Linked DNA regions of Homo sapiens: region 2 is linked to region 1. The links are chromatin loops, found by intact Hi-C in ENCODE. Cell type or tissue: psoas muscle. All regions are shown on one strand. Each heading gives the region's core, and the rest is flanking DNA. Links, peaks and the distances in the headings are about the cores only.

Region 1 (13,116 bases), core at 5,336-10,335:
TTCTCCAGTCTCCCATCTCCCCACTTCTTCAGTCTCCAGGAAGATGGGGGCACTCTCTCTTAAGGTTGGAATTTTGTTTCAGAAAGGTTACAAGACTGACATCAAGTGGTTATGTCAAAGATGACAACTAGAGCAAACCCCATGAATCAGAGGAATCTTTGCCTAAAATATGTTTTTAATAGAATGATATTTAAAGAAGAAAGGAAGTACTCATGCTTTGGCTCACTTACCAAACTATCGCTGTGAAATTCAGTAGCCACTCTAATTGACAATGTCTCCAATTCTTTTTAGGTATTATTTTGCCGGTGGTTATTGCTTTGATTGTAATAACACTTTCAGTATTTGTTCTGGTGGGTTTGTACCGAATGTGCTGGAAGGCAGATCCGGGTAGGTAACAGTGTTTTGTTTTGTTTTCCTGAAAGAAGAATGAATGCTCAGTTTAAACTTGATTTTAAATTCTTAAAGGGAGAGAAAAGTTATAGAAAGAAATGAAATGTCATATTTCCTGATCACAGAAACAAAGGACGAAGGGCACAGACACCCACTGAATGCTAGTGAACTGCAGAGTGGGAACTAAATACTATGAGTAGATATTATCAAATATAGGGAAATTCTTTTTAATAAAATAGCCCAAATTTTATGGGTGGTCAGGGGAATATGATAGTAAAGAGGGCATAACAATGACATAACTTGTCTATGGTAAAGATTAACTCCATTTCTATGTAACAGAAAATAAAGAGGGAGATTGCTAAGAATTCAGCTCAGGGGCCCATAATCTCAAAAAATGTCCCGTGACTAATTTCCCTCCTGGGAGACACACCCAACGAAAGTATCTTCCAAGACCATGTTATATTTTTTATCCTTTTTAAAAATAAACTTTCTATTTTAGAGTAGACTTAGAGTTACAGGGAAGTTGCAAAGATAGTACAGTGAGTCACCATACCTAGTTTCCCTTATTCCCTTATTAAGATCTGATGGTATGTTTGTCACAATTAGTGAACTAATACTGATAAATTATTGTTAACTAAATTCTGATTTCTTTTAGTCTTTACTCAGTCTTTTTTCTGTTCCAAGAAATTTGCCTCTTCTTTACTCAACCTTCACCTAAATACCCCTTCAACTCCCATGGCTCAGCTGTCATGTTACCGTAATTGCAAACTATCTTTCCACTTCACAGCCCAGCCCTGGTCGTATAATGTAGTAGCATGTATCCATGCCCTCATCCATACTATTCCTTCTGGAATATCCAGCCCACCTCTTACCTTTCATAACATACCTAATCTCCAACTTACCCATTAGGACTCAACTCAAACACAAATTTACTGTATCTTTTTATAACATACCACTTCTTCAAGCAGAATGAATTCTACCTTTAATTGTATTACTACAGATTTGGATTATATCATTTATCATACCATAGTACAGTTACTTATTTCTCCATGTGCCTACCTCTCTTGAAAGTCAGGCAACCCTTCCAAGTCACAAATCACATATTGTTCACATTGCATGCTACCTAATATATAGCAGGCCCTTACTATATACTTATTGAGTTACATTTTTAAAGGTACAGTAAATAGAATTCTTCTTCCCCACTTTAATTCTAAATATGTCACAAAAAAATCTAAGTCTCATAAACTGTTAGAAGGTAAAAAGCAATTATTTTTATAATGTATATAAGCTGCATTATTCTTTGTTTACCTCATGGACAGTGTGCCCCCCAGGACACCAGTGAATGCTATCCCTAAAGCCACCTGCTCACCATGCATTGCATGGACAGTTGTAGTATGATAACGACAGTACCAAGAGAAGCTAGGAGACCAAAACAGCAGAGTTCATTTTAGCTCTTGGTGAAAAGTAAAAACAAATCAATGCCTTTTCCTTTGGGAATCAGTGAATAAACTTCTTAATGTCTGAAACATGTCTCCTTGTTCAGTTTTCAGAGGAGAAACAGCATTTTTATAAGTCAGTTTAATTTCTCTAAGTTTCTGAACTACCTACCAATCCTGTCTTTTACTGAAAATCAGCCTGAGAGTGTTGAGTAAGCAGGATATGTAAAAATTAATGTGCTAAATTTATTTGTAAAAATATGCTATACTAAAAATTACTTTACATAGGAAGATTTAAGAATGTATTATTTGAAAAGTTGACCTTTTCTATTAAAGCGGTTTCCATGGATGTATAAAGTTCCTACCACTACGGATAGCTATTCTGAAGACATGAGTATTTTAAAGTCAAGTTTGGCAATTGTACAATTAGCCAAATCTTTTTGGTTGTTGTTAACTTTGTTTCTGAGACAGAATTTACAGCACTGTTATCATTAAATTAGCACCATTAAATACCTGCAGTTAATCACTCTTCAAGTATGTGGGAGAGACTTTATCTAGTTTGGGAAATTAGTAAACCCATTCTGCTCTGTGGAAGACAACATGAATCAGAGATTTCCGTAAGAAATGAAGCTTATCTGGACAAGGTTGACAGTGGACTGAACTTTAACCAAATAAGAATGGTATATACGCAGAAAATAGTCTGTTGGCTTGCATCTATCTGCTAATGAGACTATCGCTATAGTTTCCTAGGGAAAAAATATTAAAACAGGCATATAAAAATCTCAATACATTTTGCTGGAGAGAATGCGGAGAAAAGGGAAACCTCGTACGCTGTGGGTGGAAATGTAAATTAGTACAACCACTATGGAGAACAGCTTGGAGGTTCCTCAAAAAAACTAAAAATACAGCTACTATATGATCCAGCAATCCCGCTGCTGGGTATATACGCTTAACACAGGAAATCAATATATCAAAGAAATACCTGCAGTCCCACATTTGTTGCAGCACTGTTCACAATAGCCAAGATTTGGAAGCAACCTAAGTGTCCATCAGCAGATGAATAGATAACGAAAATGTGGTGCTTATACACAGTGATGTCCATTCAGTCACAAAAAAGAATGAGATCCTGTCATTTGCAACAACATGGATGGAACTGGAAGTCATTATGTTAAGTGAAATAAGTCAGGCACAGAAAGACAAACTTCCCATGTTTTTATTTCTGGAAGCTAAAAAATCAAAACAATTGAACTCATGGAGCTAGAGAGTAGAAGGATGGCTACCAGAAGCTGGGAAGGGTAGTGGAGGGGAAGTGGAGATGGTTAATGGGTACAAAAATGTATGAAGTATGGGTAAAACCTAGTATTTGACAGCACAACAGGGCGACTATAGTCAATAATAAACTTAATGATACATTTTGAAATAACTCAATGAATATAATTGAACTGTTTGTAACACGAAGGATACTTGAGGGGATGGATACACCACTGCCATGATGTGATTGTTATGCATTGCATGCCTATATCAAAATCTCTCTTATACCCCATAAATATCTACATCTACTATGTACCCCCAAAAATTATAAATGAAAAAAACTCATTTTAAAACAGGGCTATTAGCATCACAGGTGATATTGTATATGACACATAGGAATCAAAAAATGCTGTTAAAACCTTACTGATGGAGCAAAGATGAGGTTAAGTCTAATTGGTGAGCAGCATATGGTGCCATGGGTTAAATCCTACGTATTAAGAGTTACGATGGCAATATCTTAACCAAGATGACAGAAATAGAAGCAGCCAAAATATGAGTGGAAGTTAAGGTCTTTATAAAACAAGGATAGTCAAAGCCAGGAGAATTATATTCAAAGGGCATACTCAATGACAAGATTTAGATTACATATAAAAGGAAATCTAAGAAACAGAAGCTGCAATGGAATAAAACCAGACCAAAGGAGCACAACAAGGGGAACCTTATGCAATCACATTAAACAGCTGGCCTGATTGGCCATAGATTAATGCAAGATTTGATCACCAACATTCACTCCAGAGAGGCCATGTCCTTGTGCAGAATGAATCATTCTGAGTTCTCACTCTAAACCCCAGGTGTTTTCTATCAGACAGCTGTGAAGCAGCCTGGCAAAGAGAACAAAAGATTAGTTGCAGCTAGTAGCCTCTGCGACATTTTGCAGGGCTCTTTTGAGAGGCTGAATCAGTGGGTTTAAGATACAATTAGATATAGTATCTACATTGTAGCTCACCACAAACACAGTGATTTCTGTCCCAAAAAAGAACAATGTATAAAGGAAAGTCAAAACTTCAATTCTCTGGCATAAAACCTTCAATACTTTTAATAGAATTTTTTCAGAGATACTGAAATAAACAGACATTTTCTGTTGTCCATGGGATATGCAATAATGAACAGTAATTTCACATAGTGATATGAAACTACAAGATCAAGATTAGTCCAGAACTAAGTTTAGTGGACTTGACCTAATTAGGACTATCCCATGAGTGCCAGGATAAGTATTAACCATACCTGAGGAAATGGCTTGGCAAGGGGAAAATTAAAATATTTTAAAATGACTTAGAAACATCTCTGCATAGAAAAGAGTGGACAGCAGGTGAGGGGGTTAGAGGGGCTTGCTCATATTTATGGTAGCCAACTTCTTTGCAACTCTAATAACAACTCCCTCTTCTCCTAGGCACACCAGAAAATGGAAATGATCAGTAAGTAAGCCCATATCATCTTTTGTTTAGACCCTACCATTTACGTAGTGAAAATTATTGTTACTCTACTTATACTTTTTTGGATTATTTCTAAAGTGTAGAAAATCTACATATTGGCTTTAACTGTTTGTCAGAGCTCTCTCCATTTAACAGAGAAATTCCAAATGTAAGATCATGTTTAATCTTAGAATGGTAAAATGGGAAATAAAAAGATGAAATGGAAAAGTAGAAGAATGAATATAATTATGAGGGAAAATATCATAGAAAAAATACCTAGAGTTTTAAAATAGTTTCCCAGTGAAATTTTTAATATGTTTATCACAGGGAAATTTGTGCTTCTACCTTGAGCCAGTTCTCAGTGCCTTTAAGGTAGATGGCTGTTTTACTTTGACTTGATTAAAATAAAGCAGATTTTAGTAATCCAGGCAACTGTAACAACCAAGGTGCTGCAAAGAGACATGATGAATTGATTTTCATGTCAAAACAAACCCTGTTTTCCTTGTTGACAGGAATTTGTGGTCTACCTTTATATAAGTGTTTTTATGTTTCATAAGGTTGTAAACTTTAGAAATAATGCTAAATTACTATTCATATGACTTAGAGACTCCTCAGATGTCCAAAGGAAATAATTAGAGTTTGAAACTCTTTTGGATAGATGAGAACTCTTGATTAAAATAGGCAGTTCAGATACTATACTACAGTATCTCAGAACTTCAGGAAAAGGAATATCTCCAGAATTCAGCCTAAGCCCAAAAGGCTTGTAAACATTTCTATGTCTTCCTCTCCATAATTCAGAATTGGAGACATGTGCGATATGGACCTTGTGCCAAGTGTTTCACACAACTCAAACTAATTTTTAATTTATCTGACAATCACCACTATAAGAGAGTGGCAGGGATTTATTGGCTTGATTCCAGAAAAAGTAAAAATTGCTAAAAAGTATATGTGTATTTGTATGTGAAAAGACAAAGTTCTTGCCATGGAGATATATATATATATATATGTATGTATACACACACACACACGTATATATATACACACACATTATATATATATATGCATATGTATCTTCGTCATTCTGTTTGTGTCACAATACTTTCACAAACATACAATGCTGATTACTGTGGTGTTAATTTCATGTTTTTTTTTTCAAATAGACCTCAGTCTGATAAAGAGAGCGTGAAGCTTCTTACCGTTAAGACAATTTCTCATGAGTCTGGTAAGTTTCCAGACAAGTTGATTAGATGAAAATTAGTTATTTTAGAATCTAACTATAACCTTGGATTTTGTTCATGTGAAACATAAACAAAAGGCCTAACTTCTTTAGAAATAGCCAATTACTGTCAATAAGTGTAAAATTCTCCCATGAAGGAAAGAAAAATCTTACCAATTTGATAAGATTATTGGACTATGTGGCCTTTAGAGGTTGCTTTCTATAGATGTGTGGATGTGTAGATGGCTGGAGGCATTTCCTATTCTGCAGGAGTGGCAGAAAGATACCAAAATTTGTTAACAAGTTTTTAAATTATTGCTGTTGTTTTGTTTCATTTTGGTGCTGGCTATGTAGTCGCATATGGTCAAAAAGGCAAAAAAACTGGTCATCAGTTAAAATGTAAATCATGTTTTATATCATTTATATACATTTAATTGAGCCTCTCCATAAAGGTAAAATATAATATTCTATTGATGTAATGTGAATTTTTCCAGTTTCTTAGGTATATTCATTTGATTGGAATTGTAAAAGTCTTTCAAAATATAGGTATGATTTGTGTCAAGAACAATGAAAAAATGTGGTGCTAGATAGCTTTTCAAAATTAAAATCATGGATTTTTCTTTCTTTTGAGTAGATTAGACATTTAAACCATTGATATCACGAAACAGATCAATTAAAAACAAATTATTAGTTTTATAAAATAATCTGGCCGGGAGCTATGGCTCATGCCTGTAATCCCAGCACTTTGGGAGGCTGAGGCGGGCAGATCACCTGAGGTCAGGAGTTTGAGACCAGCGTGGCCAAAATGGTGAAACTCTGTCACTACTGAAAAATACAAAAATTAGCTGGGCATGGTGGCGCATGCCTGTAATCCCAGCTACCCTGGAGACTGAGGCAGGAGAAATGCTGGAACCCGGGGGGCGGAAGCTGCAAGATCGTGCCACGGCACTCCAGCCTGGGTGACAAAGGAGCGAGACTTCATAAAAAAAATAAAAATATAGATATAAAAAACCATGTGGGTCTAATTTAAATATCATGTTACATTAATACATTTATAATAACCAATTCCCCAGTTGAATAAGCTATATTATAAATATTTCTGGTGGCTGAAAATAATTTTGTAAAACAGAAAACTATAAATATTGTCCCAAATCAAGAGCAAGATATTAAAGGCTGAAAGTGTTCTCAATTTCATGTATAAATTCAAACTAGAACAAACGGCAAAAGGCAAACAGAAGAGTTGAAGAGCAGGAACAGCTGAAGCCTGCACAGGAATGCTGAAATCCCTCACATGAGCCATCTTATTTTAGGAGAGATCTCCTTTGCTCTTGTATCTCTTCCACTCTTCAATACACATATTTCCTTTATTCCCATACTATACTTTCTCTCAGGAGGAACCATCTGAAGGGGGCAAAGGAGCAAAGTGTACCCATAGAGTGGTTAGAAGCCACTCACAGTTTTCTCCTGGCTATTCACCAGCCTTTACTAAGTAGCCAGGCCTATTTTACCAGGTCAGGGAAAAGGGCAAAAAAAAAAAAAAAAAAAAAAAAAAAAAGTGCTCAAGCAGCCTAATGTGAACCAGTCCTGAGTAAGCACATGAGAGATCCTAAGTGTGACTACACGATTTATCAAGAAAAGACCTCAGAATCTGCCCGTGGCTTGCAAGCAGGCATCACACATACTCCAAACCCTCTGCAGTCATGTTGGCTCTCCAAGTGGTGAGTCAGGGTGCTAAACATACCTGGAAGTGCTCTGTGTAGAAGCTCCTGGCTCTCCTTGTGAGGAGGGTGCTGGGATCAGTTTTCTACCACCCATTTCTGCCAAAGAAATGGGACAACTGACACTAGAATCATGACTTCCAGCAGGGGGAAAGCCTCAGAGAACCTTGTGTTTCTTCGTTGCAAATGTAATAGCAGACTCTAAGGCCTGGGGAAAATTCCGTGTAGGCTCTCTCCCACTCTAGTGGTGACCATAGCAGTAAGTGGAATAGACGATGGCAGACTAGTTAAATAGACCGTTGGCCCACCTAACTTCCTTTTCTTCAAAAATAACTTGTCAGGTCACAGGTCTAAGAGGGAGATATTACCATGGAAATAGTAAGATATATTCTTGGGTACTTTTATTTCTGCCAACTTCAATTTAGAAATTGTATTGCTTTTACCAAAATAACCTCTCAAAGGGCAACCCAGATGATTACCATGGAAAATATTTGGTGATAAGGCAACACTGAAATTGATGATTCAGAGTAGACTTCAGTAGCCCAGAATTTATCATCTAAAATATAATGCTATCCAAATGCTCCTTGTACTACCACAATTTTTATTCAAGTCTATCATTAACAGAACTTGGTGGCTCCCCAAACACTAGCAAACAAATTTCTTCCCACTGCATTTCAAAATGTATTCAAATATCTTTTCTTTATAATGCTATGCTCACTACACTCAAGAGAAGTTACGTTACTAAAATTATTTTTATTTAAGTAACTTCTCTTGCCTAATACTGACATCTTTCCTAAAAAATAAGTAGAAAAAAAAAACTTAAATGGTTAGGTTTGATGTCAGTTCACAAGCTTAACTCAATTTTTCTACTGCTGCCTATATAAAAATTTTTAGAAATTTTTAAAATACAGAAAACAATTGATAGAACAAATATCTGACCACCAGCTACTCAGAATTGATGACTGTTACAATTTACTTTATTTGTTTCAAGACCTAAGAAATACAATGTTAATTAATGAGCATAGAAGGGTAACACAATGAAATTTGAGCTTCAGTGGTCATAAAAATTATTTGAATCTGTCATTGCTTCAGTGTAGAAACCCTGGACATTTTACTATGGTACAGACCAATAAACAATGTTTCCAAGGAAACAGCCCTCTGCAGCCACCCACTTTTAGGGAAAATGCCAAGGGATGCCAAATCTTCTGGTTTTCTAGAAGCCTCAATGAGCCACAGTTAAAGTTCTGGTCATTTTCTCCAGGGAAGAGAGTTCTTTGACCCAAATCCCTCTTTTTCAGTTAGGTCATGGAATAAGTAATATGGTTGATGTTCATCCATCCATACTCCCTTCTTCCTTTAAATATATTCTTCGTTGAATAAGGTCTTCTGCTGAAACTGTAACTCATGCATGTTTAAATTTGGAATTCTCTTAAATGTAAAAGAGAAAGCTTACTAGGGTATAACAAGAAGATGCTTTCAGGAAAAAAAATGGGCATCAAATGTTGCAGATCAAGGAGTCCTTCATAAGAACATATAAGCTACTTCTCAGCTTTAGTAAGCGATCTTGTCAGGTTAAACATCACCATGATTGACTAAAAAATGTATGTGTGACATGCATTTTAAACATGATTCTTATTTATATCATCTCAGACAGTTAATACACATTATCTCACTTTTAATATGTCAAGTCATATAAATTATAAAGAAAAATCTTGAAATTAGAAATATATGACTCTATGGAAGAAGAAAAACATTGCATCACTAAACTTAGCTTCAAGGCATCAGTTGATTTTGAACCATTTAGAGTAAGAAAAATCAGATCTGAATTCATTAGAATATTCCTCTACTTGGAAGACTCTGATAAGTAATAACTTAAGGTTAAGTTCAAACACCTTAGCATGTCTGCAACACCGTCCATGATGTGCCTGCCTTCTCTAGCTCAGTTTTGAAAGCACTTGATATACAATAATAATGCATATTTCTCCGACTTCATTCATTCCCTTCCCTGTCCCCTGACTGTCTCTCTCTCTGAACCCAGCTTTCTAGAAGGAAGAGAGAGTCTCTTGCTCTCCTTTGTCATGTACACTTACCCCTCTAATGGTAATTACATATAATTAATATGTCATTAGCAAACTAACTAATTGGTATGCTATGGCAATTACTCATTAAGTGCATAGTCATCTTTGTTTGCTTATTTATTTTTACAAGTAAAAGTTCATTAACAACAAAAAAAAACCACAGAGTAAAAATGAACAAAACATTCACAAATTTATAAAGCCATATATAGAATCCTCTTCTGTCCGCAGCCCGTCAATATTTGTCTCATTCTCTGCATTTCCACCAAAGCTTCCTTGACTGTTTCAACTACAAATAGTCTTTCCCTCATCTTAACATGTTGTTAATTTGGCAAATTAACATATATTACTGCCTTATAATATTTCTTCATGGCTGAAACTACCATTTTAATATTTGACCAGATTATGCATAATGAAAAATAGAAAAAAATAGAGAATAAAAAAGAATTTAAAACTACCTATGAAACAATCTTCATACAACCACTACTGGTATTTGATATATTTCCCTCTGGATTTTTTTTTCACTAGATATGTGTGTGGGTTGTTTTCTTTTACTATAAATATCATTATTCTTGTTACTGATATCATATTGTTATTAAATTTTTCTCAAAATTTCTAGTCTGTCAATTAAACAGACCTTGAGGAAGAATATTACGAATTGTAAAGATTTTCAATGACTTGCTTTGCATGACTTCTGGCAGATACTAGGGGATGACTCAATATTTATTTTATTTACTTCTCATTCCAGTACTTCATAGCCGTGGGTTCCAAGCAGGTGCTGTGTCTTCTGCAAAACGAACAATAGTTAGCAAAAGATTGCCTTGGAGCAGGGGCTGGGGGTGCTGCAGAACTATGCCCAACATTTCTCAGAGCATAGAATCGAAGGAGCTCTTGAAGAGGAGTCTTGAATTTGTTCTCCTCAGAGGTCTCTGGCACTATTTATTATTGCCGTGATGGTACAAGTAACAGGTGACATCCTCAGAGTCCCGAAAGGACAGATTTCCTAACAAGTGGCAGATAAAAGCTGGAGCAAAATGATGAGAATTATTCTAAAAGCCGGAGATTTGACCTATATTGCTTTTATATTGTTTGACTGATGTTGATACTCGATTCTACCTGAAGGACACAAGTAATGCGAAATATATTGGTCATGAATCCAGTGGCATGTGAAAAATACTTGGGGCCTCTCAGCTTGCCACCATCCTAGGTTAATATTTCTCTGTATATTGGATGGTGGAATAGCACTGGGATTTTGAGTAATGGCACCTGCGCTGCTCTGTATATCACCCAAGTGTTCATATTGGCCTATAAATTCATTTTCACAAAACCCTCACTGAATTATTTAAACAGAAGGACCCTAGAATGTCTTCCTGATAAAATGGCACTTTAAACACATGACATGGGCTTGCTTAGGCACAGCCAGCTCATGTAACAAGCAAAAATCAATACTTATTCCCCAGGGTTTCTCTAATGTTATCATCTCCCAACTCACATCCCCGCCCCCACTGCCCCCTGACCTATCCCACCCAGGACTTCATATTGCTACTTTAAAGTGAAAACAGATGATGTCTGGGAAAAGTTCATATATTTTGGTGACTAATTTCTAGACAATACCAAGAGGCAAATGGTGGCTTTAATGACATTCTTGCAGGAAAGTTGAACTTTCCTTGAAAAATAGAAAAAAGCTAGGAAACTTTATTTTCATCCTTACTCAGTCTCTGAGCTTACAGATCAAAACATATCTTCTGTTCTCAGGTGAGCACTCTGCACAAGGAAAAACCAAGAACTGACAGCTTGAGGAATTCTCTCCACACCTAGGCAATAATTACGTAAGTTTCCCAATTTCATTCACGGAGACAATCATTAATATCTGTTTTGTTAGCCTGGTGCAGCTTAGATTGTTTTTAAAGAATTTCAAAAGCTGGAAAGCTAATGGTTTGTGTCAATGCAATGATCATTGTCTATTTGTCTAAAAACAAACTCTAACAAAAATTGCCAAAAAATGAATGACCTGGTGGTTGTAGACGATTTGTCCAATTCTCTTGCCTGTCTAAGGAATGACACAATTTGCTCTTTCTGCCTGTTGTTAATGTTTCCTTGTAAATTCAGTCTGCCTACCTAGGTCAGTAAGCACACACTAACTGTGGCACTTAGACAGGCTTCTGTTGCTGACAAAGACTGGCAGAATCCAAGTGACGGTGCTTGCAAATTTGCAGTTTATTGCAAGAAAATGATAAAATATAGAAACTGCATTAAAGTAAAGATGTGTATCACAGCCGTAGGCTGGCTCAGGGAAATGGGTTCAGAGAAGCTAGTTGAAGGGTCTAATTGCCCTCTCTCTATAAGGACCATACCAGAATATGGTCCTTATATTTTTCTCTCTGGGTCCAGAAACCATGGATGTGTGGAAAAAAACACCTCAAACAAGATGATCTAAAATTCAGTTTCAGCCAGGTTTCCTTTTACTCAGCTGGTCATGTAGACATAGTCTTGCTGTGTAACCAGCCAAGCAACAGAGCCCTCCAGGTATCTTGACAAAACCAGATACAAATGATCAATCTTACTACAATAATTGTGAATCAATAAAAAATGGAAATTTCTCAAAAGTATGTTCCATGTCATGACCAGGAGTAAGCTCAAGGCAGGTACGTTTCTTATTTTAGTAAACAGCTCAGGCCAACGTTAAACCTGCTTTGGAATTAAGTCTCCCAGTTGGTATGGGATTGACTTTTACTTTCCTAGAACTAAGTAAGGAAATGCTCTTCTGACTTTAATTTAATTGTTACAAGAAGTATTGATTAAGTGCTGTCACTTAGTTTTTGAGGTTTTATAAAACTTGCAGAAGAATCTACCTTTCGGCAACTAACAATAAAAAATAAAATAAAATAAAATAAATACGTGTCCAGAATTGGCCTGACCACAATGATAGTCACTCTAGGTAAAGTGTCCACGATGAGAAATATTGTTATTCATGGCCTATGTCTAATCCCTAATTAACTAACACTGTTCTGTTACAGACACTCAGAAATTTCTTGTAGAATAAATGGTACCTGCTGTGCTTGTCTGACCAGTAGCAGAAGACAGAGACAGAGGAGTGCCATCCAAACATATGTGTCAGTATCAGAATTTTATCCCTCTCTAGCCAGTAATTAGGGATGGATTAGGAATCTTGGAATTTGTGCACCTCCAGCATGCTGCAGTGCCCTATGGAAAAGAGGCAAGACTGCCTTCCCCTGCCCTCCTGCTCTTCACCAGTCATGAGCCCCTAGCTTGGGCCTGCAATGCAACCACCTTTCCCCAGCTGATTATTCTAATTGGCAGTGGCTCTGAGTGGCATGCCAAGGTCCCTGCCCCTGCTGCCACCAAGCTGGGGAGAGAGAAAAAATCCTAAGCTTGTCTCAGGCCTGCAGTGCACAGTCTGGGAGTGCTAAGCTGAGATCTATGACCAGCACTTGAGTGGGAGAGGATCACACACTCTCAGAGCACTGAGGGGAAGCATGGCTACAAATGTGAGGAAACACAGAGGGGCTGCATGGCTGGGTAAGAGCCTATCTACCA
Region 2 (13,116 bases), core at 4,387-9,386, 110 kb after region 1:
AAGGCTCGCCAGACAAGAGCTTCGGAGTCAGCCTCCCAGGGAGCAGGGTGATTTCCTCCAATTCTTCCCAGCACACACATCTCTGCCATCTAAATTCTGCTTCCCTTGTTTCCTTTTACCTTTGCCCAACAAACATGGTAGCTTGGTCTCAAAGGAACAACATTTCATTTATTTTCTAATCTTTATTTCCCAGTGTTGATAACTTTTTCTGTGTTGTTATTAAGGTAGCGATGCCAGTTCTAGCTCTTTGGTTGTTTCTTGTTTGTTATTTCACATGGGAATTGGATTTATTGATCCAGTGACTACCAGCAAAGCCAGAAAAAAAGTAAAAGTTCTATTGATTTTCTATTTTCTTCTAATATAACTAGAGATGTTTTTCTTCTTTTAAGAATTTAAAATTCAAAAGTCATCTCATCTGAAGTCTGAAATCATTTTTATATACTTATATAAATATATATTACAAATACACTTACAAATACACTTCATATTATTCATAAGTATACTTTTACATTTTAGTTTTTATAATAGCTGTTTATTTCCATTGGTCAAATGAGATGCACATTATATCCTATCTGAGATGCACAGACCTTCATGCACACAGGTATACACACACGTGTATGTGAACACATATACTACACGCCTATCTTGGTTTTGAGTCTTTATCTTGCTCTTGGGAAATTCTAACAAGACTTTCCCATAAATCTAACTCCAGTAAGTTATGCTAACAAAAGACAGTGTGTTAATGCAAATATGCATCTACAAAGTGTTATGAACTCACTTATGAGGCATTCTCAATCATAAACAACCATATTCTCTTTCAGCATTTGTTGCTAAAATGTACAATAGTAGCACACACAACACACACACACAAAAAAAAACCCTAAAGGAATGAGAACATTTGGCTCATGTAAAGAGTAAACAGATTTTTCAAATATATTATTTCTCAAAGAAATAACCTAGAATGTGAGAAATGAATGGAAAGAAGCAAACTTATTAATGTGTTTTCTTTTTCAAAATCCTGAAAACCAGCCATATGTTCTACATTATGAATATGCAGATGGTCTCAAAGCAGTTATTTTTTTTCTCTAATTAAAACCATCAGAGTAAAATAATGCAGTAGTTTAGGAAGCTGATTCAGCTGGGTCTCTTTTTCCTCTTCTCCAAAAGTGTGCCAAAGCCTCTCCATGTTTACATAATTTGGGAATTCTTGCTGTTAAATGAAAAAGACAGACAAGCAAAGCAGTAGGAAGGGTCCTTGATTCTTGTGTTCTTTGTGGCAAATTGTGCACTTTATGAAGCAAATACATTTCACAGATGGATTTCTCTTAGATACTTTTGTAAAGAACCCACCTTTCACATTTCTTAAGCAATAACCTCTCTGAGTTCAGCACCCTGAATGTTGAAATTGAGTGTATCAAGTTAACCTGTCAGCCTGCCTGCATGTACCCTTAATGTCAGCTGTGAACTAAGCATGTCAACGGGGCTTAGCTAAATTGCTCAAGGTAGAGGTTTGACATTCTAGTGTAATGTGCCATCCACTCCTCTTTGAGGAAAATTGGGATCAACCATGGATGACAAGTATAGGAACTATTACTATACTTGTTCTTCATCTGAAAACGACTCTAAAAAAATTCTGTTTCAGGCTTTTTATCTTTCACATATACAGTTTTCGTTCCTCTGGTCCTTTAGCAACCACAGACTATTTGATTTTTTAAGGCATTATTAGAAAGACAGCCCTAAAGGTAAATAAATTAGCCATATGAAGGTTATATTAACTTTAAATTCATATTATTACCTTGTTTGACATCATTATTCTGATAAAACCCTTTTCCCTTAGCACATATATGTGTTGGGAAATTGTAATACTCAGTCTTCATAAAAGGCGTAGTTAAAAAAAAAAAAGCAACTGTAAGGGAAAGAATGTTGATGAAGACACCACTCTTATAAATTACTCTCTAAGAACCTTATTTTGTTTAACCTACCAAACTTGATAGCTGAACTCATCATTGCTACAGCTTTGACTACCAAAACAAAATGGTAGCCAAGGAATAGCCCAATGAAATGGGGCAAAATGAAAATTACATATCCATTCATCTGGAGAATGGCATTCTTTATAGGAACTTTAAATCCTTCAATGCAAAAGTTTTTTTATTTAAAATAAAATAATCTTACTTTAGCTGAGTACAATGAAAAGAACTAAAGGAAAGGGAAAAAGGGTGGAAAAGGAGTTGAGAAGACTATACTAGATGTAAACTTGATGTTCAACAAATGTTATCTAAATGTTGGCATAAACACAATTCCAAATTTGGAGGGAACATAACGGGAAAAGTCTGAATTTTTTTCTGCCAGGAAGCACTCAGAGGGAAAGTAAACATTCTGCGTAATAAAGTATTCCCTCCCCTTTTCAGACTTCACTAGTCTGAACCAGAATTATTTGTTACATAAATCATCATAAAGTTATCAGAGCAAATTGGAGCTCCAACGATTGTAAGGTCTATTTGAAAAGATGTGTTAGTTGTCTTTTGAGCGCTCTATTGACCATCAGAGGATTTGCTTCGATAGGTGGTGGAGCTGCTACAGATACAGTTGGGAGGACAGAGACCCAAGGTATTTTACAACTCTTAGTCTCTTACTTAACTGCTTGTGGGGATTATTAAGCTCTTGCTTCCAACACACCTTTCTATATCTTGTGTTTCTGAGGCTGGGGCCCTACAGCCCACAGTTCTGCTTTGACAGCTGGTTCCATTAGACTTTACCAATAGGCAATAGGGGAAAGGTGAAGGCTGGAGGAGGAAGAAAGCATCTGCTCCTACTTCTCTGCTTCCTGGATTTCATTTGTTTCCTGTTCCTCTTTGCCTTTGGCTCACCTAGCAATACTTCTTCAGCCCAGCAACAGCAGTTCCCTCCAGTGGCAGAAGTCTGAAGTTCTAGCATTCACAGAACCAGCCTCATGGTGTCACTTCACAGATTCTAGAACAAGTACGTCATGCCCCTCCCAAGGCTCCAACACCAGCCGACCAGTACCCATTCTCAGATGTCTGTGCCCCAGCTGCACAAGGCCCCCTCCTCTAACCTCGGAGACACCAACACCAGGCGGCATCTACACTTGGGAGGCCCTTTCTCCAAGACTCCCTGTCTAATTATCTCAATTTTTCCCCTTTATTCTCCCACCCTTAAGGTGCTAGCTGCCTCCTACAGGTGTCACCAACCACATCATTTGCAGAACCCAGTGAAAAACAAAAATGTGTGCTCCTTGTTCAAAAATTATTAAAAATTTTAAGATGGCAACAGCAGAGCATTAGACGAAGCATACAGCCCATCTCAACAAGGAACCTGTGCAAATGCAGGGGCCGCAAACCCATGAAACCGGCCCTGCTGACCCAGACTACCTCCAAGACATGGCAATGTACCTTTTTGCCATTTTCAGTTCTTTAATTTAAAATTAACAATTCATAATATTGAAAAAAGGTATGGTTTCTATCTCAAGACTGGACCCTAGTCAAGACACTCTTCCATACCTCATAGTAAAGGAGTAAAAAAGAGAACTCAGAACCCAAGTTCTCACCCTTTTATCAGTGTTCACAGGATCAGTGCTCAGAAGTCTATAATTTAAGTCATTCCTAACTCATTTCATCCCACAGTTGTGTCTGTTTCCTAGCAATATATCCACCAATGTTCTGAACACGGTAGTACATGGTGCTGAATTAATACAGCTGCAAGTAACCTATCTCTATATGGTGTTCACTCCCCTGGTAATTAATTTAAACAGAAAAAAATTAATAGATGAAAACTACTTAGAATTTTTAAAATTCCTCAAAGTCCTAAGCAATTTTGAAATCAGATCTTGCAGTAGTAAGCATAATCCTCAATGATTATTTCCCATTCTATTGCATCATTTATCTTAACCTCATTTAGGGGAGAAAAAGAAAGAAAACAGAGAAGGAAATGTCTTTAGACAACAGAGACAAATCGAAGGGCTATCAGCTGTGAACCTGAGCTCCCTTAAGGAGAGAGTGCTTTAGACAAGCATTCTCAGCTGAAGACTCTGCAGAATGGAGCATCCTCAAGTCTCAGTTATTAAAAATAAAATTTTACTCAGTAATGGGAGAGAAAAGCATCTAACACTTATGCTGCAGCTATCGTATGATTGAGTACAGCTACTCTACACAACTCCAGCCTTTTGTCAATAGCCTAAGTATTTGGTACTACCCTACAATTACCACTTACTGAATACTTACTATGTGTCAGGTCCTGGAGTAGACATTTAAACACAGATTTTCTTATTAACCTCCTATCAACTCCAAAATGATATTGTCATGCACACATTCATAACCAAAGAACTAAAGTTTAGATAGATTCAGAAATACACAGATGGCCATGCTTAATAGTAACTCTAGACAGCACGACATAAGATTTGTCTTGATTTCTTCTAGAAACAAAACCAAATTCTCCTAGATGTTTTTACAACATTCCCAGAGCCATTGTTATTAAACTAATCTTTGGGGCAATTGTTTCCCTTAGAGATGAATTAACTTAGTAGATCACTAAGGGATCCTTTCCTCAAGGTGGTATCATGCCTAGATAAGTAGAGACCACCTAGGGCAATAACTGTATTAGGTCAGCCTCTAACCCTCTAATACCATTTTGGGTCACATACACAGAAGGTAGCACTAGAGACACCAAGAACTAACTTAATAATTTAGAGTCAGGTGGACCTCTGAATGCATCGCAATCAGAAAAAAAAATCTAGAAAAACTTCGTTCATTATGCAAATATTTTCATATATCTGGCTGTCTGATATTATGGAGACAGACTGTCTGAACACTTTTATGAGTTCTTTAGCTTTTATTTAGGTATTTGGCATTAGCCTGTACTTTTCCATACAACTACTTGGCCAAGCTCCTTAGCCATCCCACAACTTTTATGGGTCAAAAATAATTATATACATATATAAATCCCATTTCCTGTTACCCTTTTCTTGCCTACTAGAGTTCATATGAATGAAGGATTTATAATTTTTTTGCTGTAAATAATGATGTTAAACATAAAGGTAAACATATGGTTTGGGATTTGCATCTGAATAAGCATGGAAAACATAACTGTAAAGTGCTGGTGGGTGCTGAATTATCTGGCTACAGGAGTGGGTAGTCCATTCAGGAAGGCTTGGGCAGCTTTACCTCTGCAGATTCCTAAATCTGCAAATCTATTTAAAACCCAAAGCAGAAAAACTACGTGTCCAATCAAGCACAGTGAGCACAACTTGGAGTCTTTCTCTACTAAACACATATGCTTTAGAAATGTAAAGAGGGTAAAGAAAAAACCTGCAGAGTTTCAAAACTCAGGAAAAATGCCCACAAAGGCTAGTTTTATTATGCAGACTGATGGCAGGCAAGGGGATCATTAAAAGCAACTCAGTGCATGCAAGCAGCCTTGTTTCCCAAAGACCTGTAAATAATAATAATCTGAAGGAATTCAATATTAGGCAGACACTTCTCCCCACCATTCACCGATTGATTGAATATATTTGCACTTCTTTAACATCAGCAAACTCCTCAGTCTAAAATGGCTTTTCAAAATATGCAGCTCTGTTCAGACCTTAATAATATACCAAAGTTGCCTATGGTAAAAGCCCATGCTATATTATCTGAATTTTTTTAATGCAGTGACTATACTTCTAATTATCCCTCCACATATTCTACTCTCAGTTATGAGCAGGACCATTTACTCTTTAACAGCAACCTTGCTACAAGAGCACTTACATTGACATTAGCATCTACCCTACAGAAATATGTCTCAGAGCTGTACATGCCTATGTTTACTCATGTTCATCTTAACCACATAACTAATGCTCTAGAATGTACCAAAAGGCATGTGTAGGGGAGGGAGTAAAAGAGGGAAAATGAAAAAAAGCGTTCTAGAATAGCCCCTAAAACTAATAAAGCATTTCTCTTATCCTAGGTTCTGGTCTAAGCACTTTAAGTATGACTTCATTTAGTATTTACAGCACCTCTAGGAAGTAAGTACTATTATTATCATCCCAATTTTACAGTTAGGAAACAGAAACAGAGGGATAAAGTAACTTGCCCTAATTTACACAAATGAGTAGTGGAACTGTGATTCAAACCCAGGCATGCTCTTAATTATAATGTCATGTGTTGTCTTGTTAAAAATAAGAATCTTTTAAAAGATTATCCCAGGAGGATAACAACACAGATGGCTGAAGTCTATAATCAAGAAGGAACCAAAATAAAAAATGTTTAAACCTGCTCCTCACTATCTTATATCATAGAGATGATAGATGGTTAGATACATATATAATGCATCCATTTATATACAAAAAGTAAGTTAACTGGAAGTACCTTCATAATTTTGTGGAAAACTGAGTCAGAAAACAGTATATTTGAGGAATTAATTCTTTAAAATAGAAAATAAATTTTTTTAATCATGATATTATGTATCAATTGTAATGAAATACCCCAAAAAGAGCAAAGCATGGGGAAGAATTTTATAGGAAACTGCAAAATCAGGCTGAATAACTCTTAAGTCCTACATACTCAAAATCTCAGATTTTTATATGAAAAAATAAAAATTACTTTTTAAAGCATCTACCACCCATCTCTGCTACCCATCTGTACCTTCATTGGCATACGTCATAAAAACTTGGCTGTAGGACTATTTCTATATATCATGTGCAGTTACATTCAGCTAACAGTTTGGGGACTGCAGGTATGAGAATTTTATCTAGTGCTATGAATCTGACATGTTTCTGCTCTCTTTTAGGAGTTCACAACTGAGAAGGAAGAAGAAAGACACCAAATAACACCAAACCAGATGTGCTCTGAGAAGTGCTAGTCTACAGAAACAGCAGAAGAGGGGTGAAAGCCAAGTGGGGCATCTGAAAAACCTTGTGGGACAGTTGAGATATGAGATTTAGGATGTTGTGGCTAGAAATATGGGAACAGGGCATACAGAGGAGAAGCAGATGAGTGATGCCAGCCAAACTATGTGCGGTCTAGGGAGAAGGAAGAGGTCAGCTGGACCCTGAGAAGCTGGAGCATGGATTGTGGCATTGTCAATTGGGTCAAAGAGATAACCTAGGAATAGAGTGGAGAAACTCATGTCCTTATCTAATGAAGCTGTATTTTTCCCAAATACCAGAAAAGAATGAAACATAAAAGCATGTGATTCCTTCTAATCATCTAACTCTTTCCTGAAAGCGAGGAATAGCTAAACAAAAGCAATAACAATAACAAGAACAATATAGTCCTTCCTTCACGGATTCCACACACATTTTCAGTGGAAAAACTGATTCCTAGTAAGTGATGCAATGGACCAAGAGTCAGTAGAACCAAGGTCTAGCTGTGGTAACTTAAATTGTTCACAACATAACTTTGGGTCAATCTGGGTAACAGTTTCCTTAGCAATAATGCCAGTCAGCTGGATTTGCAGAAAGAGCCTGCTGAATCCCACCATTTCTATGGCGTTGTCTCAGAGAAGGTAAGAAAAAGCACAGCCCTCCCTCCACCCGCTCAGTATATTTGGGCTTCTGCATGCACTTTCACTTGAAGAAAATGTGCTAAACTTTACAAACCATTTGAGAAACACCTGACTACATCATCTCTAACATTCCTTTAGCTGTTACATGCTATAAATCCATGCTATTTCTTTTGTTCATATAACTTAAAAGTGCATTTCTCATTAACACCCAAATATGCACCATATATATATTCATGTGCCATTGTGAATGCATTTGATAAGGCCTAACATGGGATCCAGTTTTGTTTCTTCATCTAACAGGCTTTTGGATATGTTTTCTCATATTTGCTAATGGACATATAGGTAGGCAAACGAACACTCTAAATGCAGAGCATGATTTGTGGTATAAAATAATAGAAACCAAGTAAAATTTTCCATGGCAAATGAGTTTTTGACTTAGTCATTGTCCCAGCAGTTCTTGGTGTCCTGAAAAATGCAGGAGATTAACCAGACTGCTGGATGCCAAATTTGCCAAATCTCCTGTCTTGCTCCATTAATCCCTCAGTGACTCAGAGAATGTAGTTCTTAGCAAGTTGCCTAGTCAGTAAAATGGCCAGCATACAATGATATGTAAGCATTAACTAACAAGGATGAATGATTCTTCTTGACTTCCTGAGCAAGTGACTTGGGCAAGGCCTAAGGGAGAGTTAACACTAAGGCCAGCCTTAGGCCTGACATGAATGGTTGGGTTCCCAAATTCCAGAGGATAGATTGGTTCCAGTCAAATAAGAGAGGTAAAGATCTATTTTGTGCAAGAGTAAGCCATATTCAAAATTGAAAATCTAAAGATGAATTTTGGAATTTCCCCCGCTACATGACCCTTAACTCCCCACAGCTCTGCTTCCCAGCACCCAGTGCCTTGTGCCTTTGGCCGGCTCTCAGATCCCGTAGCAGCTGAGACTGCCCATCTAGGCCTTTTCTTTTCTTTATTTAATTTGTAGAAGTGCTCACTGCTCCACACCTTTGCCTATCTCCCTTTTTCCAGCACAAAGGCCACCGGAGCTACATCCCACTGCTTAGGACTGCTCTCTGTTAGCTTTTAGACAGGAAATGTGACCTGCACATCTGTGTTCATGTTTCAAGCTGTTAGTGAAACTTGTAACCTATCCAGGAAAGAATTAACCTGGCATCATGTGAGAGGTTCTACCAACTAGTTCTGACCATCCTGAAGACAAGAATCTTAACTGCACTAATTGCCAGGAGGGCTCTAATAAAATCTGGAAGTTCTCTTTATTTTTAACTTAGTGAGTAAGAAAATGAAAAATGGATGAGCCTTAAAGGATTGAACCTAAACTAGAATTAGATACATATTTATTTTATTATACAACTGACTTAGGCGACAATCCAGTCAGCAGATCATAAAGGATGCACAGTGGGGGTTGTGATGTATATTTCCAGTTCCTCATCAGCAAGACTCAGTGAAAACCCTTTGTCAAGTGTGACTGAGAGAATGATTTCCATATTGTCACATCCTGCTAATCTTCCACACATCACCTACTCTTGTCCCACACCAGACTGCCATGGGAATGGGTACATTCTTATATCCCTATTGTTAAACATAGTCTTTGTATTTGCTCAAGGTTCAGATTTTAATAGAAATATTTTAAGCAGTATTATTGCTAAGAGGCCGTGTTTACCTCCAATATGCAGCCCTTGTTGTTCCCTACTTCTTTCAGGAATGGTGTGTGTTTGTGGCTCACACCCATCTGCAATCTCCCAACTGCACTTAGCTTGCTTCCTGTGTGTGCTGCCGGATTAACATTACTGCTGTACTGAGATACTGGTGAAAATTATAGTCCATTTGTTTTCATAAGAGTAGGAATTTTCAGTGTCAAGGCATATTTTTTTAAATGAATTCTCCTCTGGAGCAGAAATGTTGAAACCATAAAGATTCTATTGTGATGTCATTAAATCTCATTAGGCTTCTGTGTAACACGGATAATTCCTAATAGCATATACAGTTGCTTCCTTAATATGCCACTTGGATGTTTTAAAGGCACTCGAAATAATATTTCACACAAAAAAGCTTGAATTCCATCTCATTTTTCAATATTGGTTCCTCCCAATCCTTCTCCACCTCATCAAAATCGCACATTCAGCCAGTAACTAAAGTCAAAAATGTACAAGACATCCCAGTTTTCTCATTTCTCATTTTCCCTGTCTAATCCATCAGTAAAAGTTGTAGGCTCAACCTCCAAAATATTCCTCCCTTACTCCCTCCTCCACATAGCCACAGCCACCATCACCTCTGACCAGGGCTATGTATGCTATGGCCTCCTGATCACTCTCCTACCCTCATGTCTGCACCAGCTACAGATCATTCTTATCAACAGAGTGACATTTATAAAATATAAATCAGATCACTTCACTACCCTGAATAAAACTCTTCCTACTGAACTTAGAATAAATTCCAACTCTTACCCATTACCTGTTAAAACATACGTAGTCTTGCTTCTTCCTCCTTCCCAAGCTCCAAGGGCAAGCAACAAGGTCTTCTCCATTCTCTTGCCATAACACGTTTGACAGGTGGCACCTTCTCATTCTATGGGTGTCAGTTCAAATGTCACCTCCTTCCAGGCCATTCATAGCCACCCTCTTCCCTTGACCTAGTCAGACTTGAAGGGTAGGGTAGCCTAGCTATTCCCTTTATGGCCTTTACTTTGTCTGATTGACAATATTTATTTTTTGGTATACAGCCTAGCATCCACTTCTAGGATGCAAGCTCCATGAAGACAGAACCTTGTCTGCTTTGTGCATTGCTCTATCTCCCACCACATGGCAATACCAGGCACAGAGCAGGCCCTCAATGAATATATGATGGCATTGAATGATTATTTGTTTGGAATACTGGCTGTGTCACTTACTTAACTGGGTTACCTTTGTAACATTACTTAATTTCCATTTGCCTCAGTTTTCTCATCTATAAAATTAGGACAAAGCAGAATCGATCTCATTAGGTTGTTGTGAAGATTAAAATAACATATGTTGGCTGGGCATAGTGGCTCATGACCATAATCCCAACATTTTGGGAGGCCAAGGTGGGAGGAACTTTTGAGGACAGGAATTCAAGACCAGCCTGAGGAACAAAGCAAGACCCTATCTCTACAAAAAATACAAAATATTAGCTGGGCATGGTGTCAAGTGCCTATAGTCCCAGCCACTTGGGAGGTTGAGGTGGGAGGATCCCTTGAGCGCAGGAATTTTAGGCTGCAGGGAGCTATGATTGTACCACCACACTCCAGCCTGGGCAACAGAGGGAGAACCTGTTTCCAATAAATAAATACAGAAAATAAAATAAAATATGTAAAGCACTCAAAAGAGCACTAATTAAGTATTATTATTGTTATTGAAAAACTAAATGAGCCACCTCATGTGAGCTTTATTATCAAGTAATCACTATCAAGAAACAAATGAATTTTAAAAAGGGCCCTCTGAAGATGACACTTTAACCAACAGAGAAATTCCAAAAAAGAAAAAAGGGCATATCTGATTTTACGGTAAATGGTGGGTGAGTTTTGTGGGTCCCATCAAATTCTTCTCCAGGACTTGCTCCTCTTTCTAAGCATAAGGCTGAAGCTAACTCTATAAGGAAGAGCACACAGTACAGTATTTGCCTGCAACTGTGGTCATTTAACCACTCAGTCTCCTTTCATCTATGAAATAGTAAGATGATATATACCGTATTATAATTACAGTATATTAAAAAATAGCTATATAAGAATATCTAAGTCAGAGAGTTAGATGAGATGTATACAACTTACATAAAAATACATTGCCTATATGAAGACTAGCAGGAAGTTGAGGTTGGCAGTGTTGTCTCTTTATTCCCACTCAATTACTTGGGTCCCTTCTAGGCTAGGTGCTAGGAAAGTATCACATGCTGACTGTGGATGCTTGCAACACTGAGAATAAAACAGAACCCTGATCTCAAGGAGTCCAGAGCATGGAGGGAAGGCGGCCCTGTAATCCAAGTGAACACTGCCATGATGGCAACCAGGGGACAAGCAAGAGTTCCCGAGGTTGCTCGACCCGGACCATTACTAACTCCATCTGCAGTGGGTGGGGGGTTTGTTGGGGAGGGCTTCCCGATCTCAGCTGCTGTGACCCAGAGACTGGTCTTGTGGTCAGGAACATATCCAGGAGAGCAGGAGAGCTCTGAAACTGATCTAGAGTTTTGGCTCTGTTTGAGGTACACCTAAGCTGGCCCCGAGACATTCAAACCTCAATGAAACTCAAACCGAATGTGCTATTTTCCAACTTGTAAGCTGACCCTAGGGCCGCCTGTACTTCTCGGAAGTTCTCTAAATTGAAGATCTAGAGCCAGGATAAACCACTAGGTTTTCTTGGAATGCCCATTACTGCTGCAATCACCTCTTATCTGCCTGCCTGCTTCAAAGTATAAAGAAATTTTATACTTTTTGAGGCCCAGTGTAAACCTCCTCTCCTTCAAATTGCTTTCCAGTCCCCTGTGCATATTAATCTCCCCCAACCAACCACAACCTGCCCCTGATGTATTCTTTTAAAGTCACAAAATCCATCATATTTTTATTGCATAATTATTTATCTTGGCACATGTTTCTTACATTTGATAACACAAACCACTAATAGAAAAAAATAGGAATGTGTTCTTTTTTGGGGGAAGAGGGGAATTTTCTGCTTTGTTTTCAGTGTTTTGCATAGACACTTGAGCCACAGTCACAGACTCATACTCTGAAACAAAGGCCCTAAAAAATGAAATGAATACAGTATTTGAAATGGAACAGGTCTGGTGCTTAGGAGAAAGGGAAAAAGGGGGCAGAACACAAGAACATCTTTATATTGTAATTTAAGTAATGTAGGGAAGGATTTCCAACCAACTCTGGCACTATAATCTGCCTAAAGTTCTTTCCACTGGGCGCTAACCTGACTGGAGACTCATTTGGTTTAATCATGACTCTTTTTGAAAAAGTAAGTATCATCTAGTGAGGTATCAGTCACTCATAGAAGGTGTAAGATTATGTTTAAAGACAAGCAGATGCTAAGGAAAACATATGTTAAATAGTGAATCAATAAACATTTGCCTTTTATTAGCTGAATAACCTTAGAAACAATCTCCCCCAACTCTTAGACCCTCAGAATATTTGCTCCAAAACAGGGATAACGAAGCTTTTTTTCAGAGAACTGGGGTAAGGATATGGATAAGGTTTATGTGAAAGTGCATGAAGCAGTAGGAACTCATGTGGTAAGTTCCTACTGTTCACATTGTGGGAACTCCCTGCAACATGAATAGCTAGTTTATCATTCATTAATTCATTAGCTAATACCTATTTATCCCATACCTACTATATGCCAAGTGCTATGGCTACAGTAGTAAACAAGAAAGAATAGTCCCTATTTTCATGATGGGAAAGATGCATATTTAGCAAATTGTAGCAAAATTAAATAATTGCTACTGTGACATGTGAAGAAAGAACAATAGAGCACCAAAAGAGTGAATAACAGGGAGAGCCTTCCCTAATCTTTTGCGTGGTTGGTTAGAAAGGACTTCAGGAATGGGAATCCATACACGAGGCAAGAAGAAATTGTGGAACATGATGCTTC

The links. Peaks named below come from ENCODE experiments on the same cell type or tissue, not always from the same donor. Only the 100,000 strongest peaks of a DNase experiment are listed, where the experiment ranks them.
Region 2: a loop joins it to region 1, with 3 times the contacts of the local background. A loop is called at or near these places in 6 of 110 quality-filtered maps.

Annotation. Positions count from the first base shown.
Region 1 is chr4:100,408,553-100,421,668 of GRCh38, reverse strand. EMCN (endomucin) reads left to right here. Exons shown (of 12, transcript NM_016242.4): 8 at 292-387; 9 at 4,528-4,552; 10 at 5,710-5,771; 11 at 11,314-11,387. The coding sequence ends at 11,348. It overlaps LOC124900740 (a long non-coding RNA gene), which reads right to left and starts at 298. Exons shown (of 2, transcript XR_007058203.1): 1 at 231-298. In psoas muscle, for the core only: no CTCF peak of the experiment used is centred there; a DNase peak (open chromatin) is centred at 7,488; H3K27ac peaks cover 1,785 bases.
Region 2 is chr4:100,301,160-100,314,275 of GRCh38, reverse strand. No RefSeq gene overlaps it. Among named protein-coding and RNA genes, the nearest start is that of SNORA101A, 88 kb to the left of the region's middle. In psoas muscle, for the core only: no CTCF peak of the experiment used is centred there; no DNase peak of the experiment used is centred there; H3K27ac peaks cover 1,477 bases.